Linked DNA regions of Homo sapiens: region 2 is linked to region 1. Evidence: read pairs that join two places in POLR2A ChIA-PET (ENCODE). Cell type or tissue: CD4-positive, alpha-beta T cell. All regions are shown on one strand. Each heading gives the region's core, and the rest is flanking DNA. Links, peaks and the distances in the headings are about the cores only. Region 1 holds the start of LINC01624 (long intergenic non-protein coding RNA 1624). Region 2 has its middle 190 kb from the start of LINC00242.

The links. Peaks named below come from ENCODE experiments on the same cell type or tissue, not always from the same donor. Only the 100,000 strongest peaks of a DNase experiment are listed, where the experiment ranks them.
Region 2: POLR2A ChIA-PET joins it to region 1 with 5 read pairs; 2 of 35 experiments call an interaction of 5 or more read pairs at or near these places.

What each region holds. Positions count from the first base shown.
Region 1 is chr6:170,269,707-170,274,085 of GRCh38, forward strand. LINC01624 (long intergenic non-protein coding RNA 1624) reads left to right here and starts at 2,768. Exons shown (of 2, transcript NR_104177.1): 1 at 2,768-4,379. The region is part of intron 2 of LOC285804 (a long non-coding RNA gene); the gene reads right to left. In CD4-positive, alpha-beta T cell, for the core only: no CTCF peak of the experiment used is centred there; a DNase peak (open chromatin) is centred at 2,295; H3K4me3 peaks cover 1,640 bases; H3K27ac peaks cover 1,296 bases; H3K27me3 peaks cover 190 bases.
Region 2 is chr6:169,990,160-169,994,538 of GRCh38, forward strand. No RefSeq gene overlaps it. Among named protein-coding and RNA genes, the nearest start is that of LINC00242, 190 kb to the left of the region's middle. In CD4-positive, alpha-beta T cell, for the core only: a CTCF peak has its summit at 291; DNase peaks (open chromatin) are centred at 102 and 2,467; H3K4me3 peaks cover 462 bases.

The sequences.
Region 1 (4,379 bases), core at 80-4,079:
CCCAGGGACTCTGGGGCTCCCAGAAGACAGGGCCCTCCCCCAGCCATGCCGGGAATGCTGCGTGACAGCGGATCAGGAAATGGGGCAGAAGCCCATGAAACCCTCGGAGTCAGGTCACCAGGGCGGGTGCTCGCCCACCCCCAACGCCTGAGGGTGACATTTGACAGTTTACACACAGTCTCTGAGCGCCTGTTTTAGCCTAGGTTTGTAAAGGAGTCAAGAATTCATCTCAGAAAGCTGCCAGTAGACAACCAAATGCTATTTCAAAGCAACTGCAGGGGTTAGTAATTGAGATTTTTTTTATCCCTCTAACTTGCTACTTCCCTAGTTCTGTGGCAGGCCTCTTGACTCAGCTTATAAATACTAAAACTGTTGCTGTAATAAGAAAAAACAAGAAACATTCCTTGAATATTTCAGAGCAAAATGCTTGTGAAAGCCCTTGGTTTCCCCACAGAAAATGTATTTAAAAGAAGAAGAGCCGTGAATCGGTGGCAGCTGCTCCCAGCACCTGTTCCCCGTTCCCATCATTGAAGTTCTCGTGGCATTTTGGAAAGAACTGAGCAGTTTTCCTAGAGAAATACTCTGGGTTCTCGATTACACAGTTGACTGCACTCAACTGTTGGCTGAGACAAAGGGGCCTGAGAGGTGTATCCGTGCACAGAGCTCCGCACCCTGAAACCGCTCAGGGCATGGACCGCGGTGACGTGCCGCCTCCCTCCCAGTGCCCACTGAAGCGTCCTGCTCCCTTCTTCGCACAGATGGCAGTGTGGGGCCAGGGGACGTGTGGCATCATTTGCCCATGCCATTTTCACTTTGTTTTTTTTGTTTGTTTTTGTTTTTTTGAGACAGTCTCACCCTGTCACTCAGGTTGGAATGCAGTGGCACAATCTCAGCTCACTGCAACCTCTGCCTCCCAGGTTCAAGCAATTCTCCTGCCTCAGCCTCCCGAGTAGCTGGGATTACAGGTGCACACCACCATGCCTGGCTATTTTTATTTTATTTTATTATTATTATTATTTTTGAAATGGAGTCTCACTCTGTCACCCAGGCTGGAGTACAGTGGCATGATCTCAGCTCACTGCAACCTCTGCCTCCCGGGTTCAAGCAATTCTCCTGCCTCAGTCTCCCGAGTAGCTGGGACTACAGGCACACACCACCACACCCAGCTAATTTTTGTATTTTTAGTAGAAACAGTGTTTCACCATGTTGACCAGGCTGGTCTCAAACTCCTGACCTCAAGTGATCTACCCACCTCGGCCTCCCAAAGTGCTGGGATTACAGGCGTGAGCCACCACGCCCGGCCACCTTCTTCACTTTCATAGAATGTCTGGACTAAGTCTTCAAGGCACAAGGGCATCAAGCTCTAATGAGCACACGGGGGCACCACTGCAGATGGCCAGGGGGCAGGCGGAGGCCACCATGCACCCTCCCTCTTCATCGGCTCGCAGCCCCTCCTGGGGAGCTCTCGCTGCCATCACAAGCTGAGAGGCTTACAAGACACACATTCATCCCCTCACGGTTCTGCAGGTCAGGAGCCTGACAAGGGTCCCACTGGGGTAAAAAACCAAGGCTTGGCCAGCCTGGCTCCTTCCGGAGACTCCGAGAGAACCTCTTCATGTCTCTTCCCGTTTCCAGAGGCCACACATTCCTGGGCTCCTGGCCCCTTCCCTGTCTCTGAGCCACACTGCATCTCCAGCCTCGCTGACCCACCCCTGCCGCTGCCGAATTCCTCCCTCTGTCCCCTGTACAGACCCTGTTCTTCCACTGGGCTCCCCTGGGGAATCCAGGCTAATCCACATCTCAGGGCCTGGGGCTTAATCCACAACGTGCTGTTGGCTCTGGGGTCGGGAGGTTGGGGAGGCCGTGCCCGGGGGCCTTTCTTCTGTATTCCACACCATTGATCCACATCATGTTCAAATGATCTCCTAAATGGAATGGCTTCCTATCAACCCACGTCACTGGCTTCACCCCACTGTTACCAGGAGCTGGTTCTTGTTGGGCTCTGGAGGCCAAGAAGGGGCTCCTTCCCTCTGCCCATCAGCAGGTTGCTTGGCACGGTAGGGTGGGTGCCCCCGTGAGACACAGCTTGGGAGCACGAAGCGGCCGCAGGCCCTGGGCCCGGGCTACGGGCTGGGGAGGAGGGAGGATGAGGCGTGCAGACACTGAAAGGGCGGCTGCAGAGACTTTTTTGTCCAGAAGTAACCCAGAGCGAGCAAGTCCCTGTGGGTGAGGACCACGCATGCCCGGTTGGCGCTGATGTGTGGGAAAACGACAAATGGTGCAAGCCACACGGGTCACGTGCGTCTCCTGTGCTAATCGTGGATTTTCATTTCCTCCGGAGACCCAAATGAGAAAGTAAAAGTGTATGCAGGAGTCAAACCCACTTTCTAGAATGTGGTTAATTTCTAGAGGCAGCTGGGTTTCCTGTGGAGAAGACAGGTTTGCCTACGCAGCGTAGAGAGGAGACGGCTGTGTGGGCTCCAGCCCCAGGGGAAGTAGGGCCCGGGGGTCACCGCGAGGAAGCTCCATCGGCCGCGGCGGCTCTGTGGAATCTGAAGCGCGTGGTCTCACGGCCACCTCCCCCTGCACCAGCCGTGTGGCCCAAGGTGATGTCTGTGTGCCTTGGTTTCCTGATGCGTAGAACGTAGCCAGCTGGAGGACAGGGGGGCTGTCGGGTTCTTTGTGTGGAGGTCTCCAGAAGGCTGTTCGTGCTGTAGGCAAATTCCACAAGACCTAGGAGCCAGGACCCCAGGTGCCTTGATGCTGGAGGGAAGAACCTGGCTGAGACGCACCTGCAACTGTTTGGAGCTGGTGACCTTGGGCCCAGCACACCCTCGCTGCTGGTGGACACAGCCCCTCACAAGCAGCTGCGAGGCCCTCGGGCAGTGGCATGGGCGCCGTCGCTTCCTGCTAACCCCACATCCTCATTTCCCACGCTTCTCCTTCCACCTTCCATGATCACTGGGACCTACTGCCTCAGGAACCGCCTCAGAGGGACAGAGGGAAGCAGACCACCCTTTTCTTCAGAGAGTTCATGGCCCAGGGAGGGAACGCTGGCTGGGGACGATCACAAAGCCTCTCTGGTGCCCGGCCAGCGACAGGGACCCTCGGGGCTGCGGGGGGAGAGGACGCCCCTGCCCTGGCCGCACAGGGTTGGGTTAGAGGTGAGCTGGGGCCGGAGAAGCCACGGGAGCCATGTGGCGCCTTCTCAGGAGGTGCTCCCGCAGCTTCGCCTCCTCTCGTCTTCCGTGCGCAGGGAGGGACCAGCCCAGTGACAGCTGGGAGCAAAACTGGTCACCTCCCCTCGGGCTCTGGGCAACTGTCAACCTGCAGCTTTGAGTCTCTCCCCCTGGAATCTTCTATCTGGGGTATGATAATGTTATTACATACGTTGGTTATTTACAGCACAACATGAAAAGGCAATTTGTAAGGACTGGTCCGTCTAATCGGGGCGAATCACCAGTCTTCTGAGGCATCGTATTGAGTTTAGTTTCCGACTGATTGCTAAATGCCTTCACGCTGCGTGGATATTGCCCAGCTCTGCCTCCCTTGCTGCAGGTGCCCTGTGGATGCTGAGCTTCCACGGAGGGGCTGCTGCCCCCTCTGCCCCCACAGCTCAGCTCGAGTTCACCAGTGGGGAAGGCCGAGGGCCTGTGGAACGAGGGCTCCGTTCCCCCACCGCAAGGAGTGAACGGCACCGAGGTTCCCGCCGCCGAGCCGCAGCGCTGTGCAAGCCCCCGATGGGCGACGGACACCAGGCCCCAGCCCAACGCGCTTCCTTTGGCTCCTCCTGAACTGGGGGGGGGGCCTCGCACCCGCCTTGCCAGGGCCCTGGCATCTGTCTCACTGGCCTTTCTCACCTGGTATTCCAGTGAGGAGGGTGCTTCAGTTTTACTCCCTTTGAGAGGCAAGATCTTCTCAACCCACAAGAAGAGGCGACCAGGTCCTGGGTGACTGTCGAATAAGCCTGGTCCAACTGGGAACAAGTCTTCTGGGCCCTAATTTCCCACATGGTGTTCTTGTCTGACAAAATCACAGCCTTCCACGTTCAAGAATCTTCATTCATCTCTCTCTTTCAGCGAATGTTCCCTAAGCTCTCCCATCACTGAGCACTGCTGCCAACAGCCCAGCTGCATGCTACCACTTTGGTTTGATGGAGAGAAGGGCTCAGAACCTCGTGCAAGTGGGAGGCAAGCACAAGTACAAAGGCATCTTCCGGAGCCAAGGTGGGGGCGCAGAGGGCCTGTCTCAGTGAGATCCCACTGTCTTCCAGGGTTTGCCACCGCAGCAGTAAGCCCTGGAGTGGCCCCACACCCTAAGATCCACGGGGGAAAAGGTGGATGTCTCAGCATGGGTTTGTAACATTGTTCTCTTAAATA
Region 2 (4,379 bases), core at 66-4,065, 280 kb before region 1:
CTTTACAGGAAATAAAGGATGAGGCCCCTTCACGTGATGGGCTCCCGTCTTGCACGCTGGTTACCCCTTGGAGCTTCCCGTTTATGTGGATTGTGGCAGTGACTTGAAGTGGAGCCGAGTGTAGTGACCTCTTGTTAACGCCAGAGAGGTCTGTGGACCAGTGTGCTTTCTGCTCACATCGACTGAGAGTGCCACTGGGTAACAGCGGCATTCTCACTGAGTGTTTTCTTCATCATACAACTGCACCTCTGACGATCTCAGCCCACACAGTGGGAGGCGCTCCGAGGGCACGGGAAGCACCGGGCGACCTCAGGAGCTGCAGCGCCGCCAAGATGTTGGCCTCTTTTATTTCCTCACTTTCCCTTTTATATGGTTTTAGCTCTCACATTCTATTTAACTCTCTTTATAGCCATTTGCCATTGTGTGAGATGGCAGTTGCCTGCAATCTCCTGGGACTTGCTACTCTGGACGGAGGCTGAGCCCCTGAAGTCCACCCATCTATGACTCCTGGTCCACCCAGGCATTGGCCCTGCCTGGGGATCGTGCCTGAGTCTGCGCGGCCCTCTCCACTCAGAGCCGCCTCAGAGCCTCCTCCACAGCCCACGTAGCCCTGCCCGCTTTCCCTGGGATTTCGGGTGCAGTCGCAGGGTTAGGGGTGAGGGTTGGCCCCCCTCCAGGCAGGAGTGCCAAGTCCTTTCCAGTGCGGCTGCCCAGTCTACCGCGGACCTCAAGGTTTGGAGGCAAATGGCCCCACATCCCTCCTGACACCAGGACACCCAGACTTTCTGTTCCTGCAGGTCCCATGGGTGTCGGATGGGGCCTCAGGCTGAGCAGCGCATGTGGGTGCCCAGTTCATTTGTGAAACACCTTCTGTGTCCTCTGCAATCACCCTGCAGGGCTGTTCAGGGTCCTCGTGGGTGTGAGGTCTGCAGGACAGCGGCCCACAAGGTGCCCACGCCCATTCTCAGAACCTGAAATGTGTCACCTGTGTGGCAAGAGGGGCCGTGCAAATGCCATTAAATCGAGGACACTGAGCAGGGAGGTGTTGCCACATGATTCAGGGGGCCTGATGTCCTCACGGGCATCCATAAAAAGGAAAAGAGGGAGGTGGAGGGTCGGGCTGGCCAGAAGGCCAGGCACAGACCAGACAGAGGCTGGGGTAGAGCACAGAGAGGGTTTCTCCCAGGAGCCTCCAGAAGGAACCAGCCCTGCCCACTTCTGGATTTTCGCTCACAAAGACTTGGGCGGGATTTCTGACCTTGAGAACTGGAAGGAAATAAATTTGTGTTCTTTAAAGCCACTAAATTCATGGAAATTTGTTGCAGCAGCAAGAAGAAAGGACTCCGTTGCAGAAGAGGTCTGTAAAAAAGATCTTTGGTATCTATCATTTTTAGTTGCGTGTATTCCAAAATCTCCCAGTCTGAAATTTTTAAGATGTTTTTTGATGAAGAAAAGTTTATAATTTAAATATGGTCAAATTACCAACATTCTATATTTAGCTTTCTTTAAGATAAGCTTTCCTATTTCAAGGAGTAAAAGATACTCACCTATATGGTGTAAATTAATGGAGAGATATATCATGTTCATAGATAGGAAATGACAATTTTAGCCAGTTTGAATCTATAGACTCAGCCCAATTCAAATCAAAGTCCCAATAGAGTTTTCTATGGAGCTCAATGAGCTGATTCTCCAAGTGTGAGGAAAGAAGGATCCAGGGAAAGCCCATACTCCTTGCTGTGGTGTTTAGGGGGGTGAAATTTTTGTGTCAACTTGACCGGGCCAAGAGGTGCCCAGATACTTGGTCAAGCATTATTCCAGTGTGTCTGTGAGGGTGTTGTTGCGGGAGACTGACATTTGAACCTGAGCATGAGAAAGGTGTGGGCCTTGGTGTGTCTGTGAGGGTGTTGCTGGGGGAGACTGATGTTTGAACCTGAGCGTGAGGAAGGTGTGGTGGGCCTCGTCTGAACAGTTGATGACCTGAATACGACAAAAGGGTTGAGAGACAGAACTGGGATGAGAACTGACGCCGGCAGCTCTCTGGGTTGCCACTGGCATATCTTGGACTTTGCCTCCATGACTCAGTGAACCAGCTCCTTATTGTCTATGTATATGTCCACTTCGTTCTGTTTCTCTGGAGAACCCAGGCTAATCCAGTGTTCCAGTTTCTGCAGGTTTCTGAGGTACCACCCCACCCTTCCTCTGTGCCCCACACGCCTCTCAGAACACTGATCAGGCCCAAGTCACCAGGGATCTGGGAAATGCAGGAAGGATGGGGGAATGAGCTCTGTGAATTCACGCAGAATGCTGAATGCATAATTTATCACCCTAAGTAAAGACATCCTCAGATACAAAGGGCATAGAGTTGAGCTTCCCAGTGAGACGTACACCCTTAGCCTCCTCCCCGCAGCCCGTCCAGGACAGGAAGTACGAGGAAAGCCTTCTGCGGTGCCTGCAGCGGGCGGGTGGCTTCCTGTCCCAGACTGAGGTGCCTGTCCCAGATCTCGGGGGCAGCCCCACAGGCATGGCCGGCAGAGCCGCGGGACAGGCCCCCCTCTACAGAGGCCGCTCAGGGTGTTTTCTCTGCCAGGCCCCAGCCAGGGTGAGGAAGCAGAAATGACCTACTTTCCCTCTGGTGATTTGCTATCCTGATGGCCTCTCCCTGTGGAAGAGATGCAGAGGCCAAGGTGAAGGACAGCGGCTCCCTCCAGCACCCGGCCAGGCGGGCCATGGGCCAAGCAGGTGGGCCCTCTGCCCCAGGGGTTCCGGGTGTGCCGGGTGGTGTGGGAGAGGCCTCTGCTCCTTCTGAGCTGCAGAGAGTGGGGCTGGTCTGAGGCCGCCCTGCCTCTAGGCCATCCCTGCCAGTCTTGTCTGCAGCCCCGTTGCCAGGGCGCAGTCCTAGACAACCTGTCACATGCCTGAGGTCAGAGGTCAGGGTTGCTCCTAGGTTCTGAAGCCTTGGACCAGGGGACCGGCCGGAGCTTCTGTGCCTGAGAATGCTGAGCCGGTCCAGCATGGCCCAGGTCGATTGTGCAATCCTGGGCCAATAGCTCCACACCTTCCCTCAAGGTTTTTTGTTTGTTTGTTTGTTTGTTTTTGAGACAGAGTCTCGCCCTGTTGCCCAGGCTGGAGTGCAATGGTGTGATCTCGGCTCACTGCAACCTCTGCCTCCTGGGTTCAAGCGATTCTCCTGCCTCAGCCTCCCAAATAGCTGAGACCACAGACACACACCACCAAGCCCAGCTAATTTTTGTATTTTTAGTAGAGATGGGGTTTCACCATGTTGATCAGGCCGGTCTTGAACGCCTGTCCTCATGACCTGCCCACCTTGGCCTCCCAAAGTGCTGCAAGTACAGGCGTGAGCCACCGCGCCCGGTGCCCCCATCAAGGTCTTCTTAAGTAAAATGGAGCAGGCGTCTGAAGCTTCACCACCCAAGGACCCGACTGTCTCAGAAACGACCCCTGGAGGCCGAGGACCCGAGTCCCACAGCCACTCCCTCACCCTGGCCTTGTGCCCCATGGTTTTCTCTCTTTCCTGTGAGTCCCACAGCCCAGCCTGACCAGGTTGCAGCCCTGGGCTGGGCCACATCCTGGTGAAATCCCCCTGATCCTGACAGTGCTGTTTAAAATGGAGAAAACATGGGTTTGTCAGCAAATGGACAGTTCTGGGAGTGACAGTACGTTCCCATGCGGATAAGGTGTCTGTCTGTATCCCTGCTTGCCCCTCTGTGCCGGCTCGAGCTAAGCTGTCCTGGTGTGGCCCCTTGGCATTAGCCTCTGAGCTGTCTCCACGGCCTGACCGTGCCCTAACTCTGAACATGAAGGGGAACAGTCCCCCGGGGCCAGCCGGGACAAAGCAAAGTGGTGCTGAGAGTGGGGGCGGCAGCTGCTTTAAGCTCGGTGGGTTTGCCGATAGGACAATGCATGCCAAGCAGCTGGGGATGGAGCTGCAGGCCCCTCCAAGCCCCTGCCCTTCACTGCTGGGTGGGAGACTAGAAGGCCGCATCACCCAGTGTCTGTGGCCAGAAGCTCCAGCCATGGGTGTGACCCTGAGTGGTGGCTCAGCCCAGGTGCTGAAGGCTCTGGGCCCTGTGGGGTGATCCAGGAGCAGGGGCCTTTGTGGACAAGGGCACCAGCCTGCGCGGTGAAGCTCAACCACAAACGTGTTTTGAAGGAGGGAGCCACTCCTCCACCAGCCTTTCCAACTGAGCATCCATGTGGGTGCACCTGCCCTGGTGGCCTTCCGAGCCCCGTGGTCACAGCCTCTCCTGGGGACCAGCTCTTCAGAGAACATCTCAGGAGCCTGACAGCACTGCCGTCCTGTGGCCCCGTCAGGACCCTGAGCCACAGGCCCAAACAGAATTCTGTGGGCTTAGCTCCCT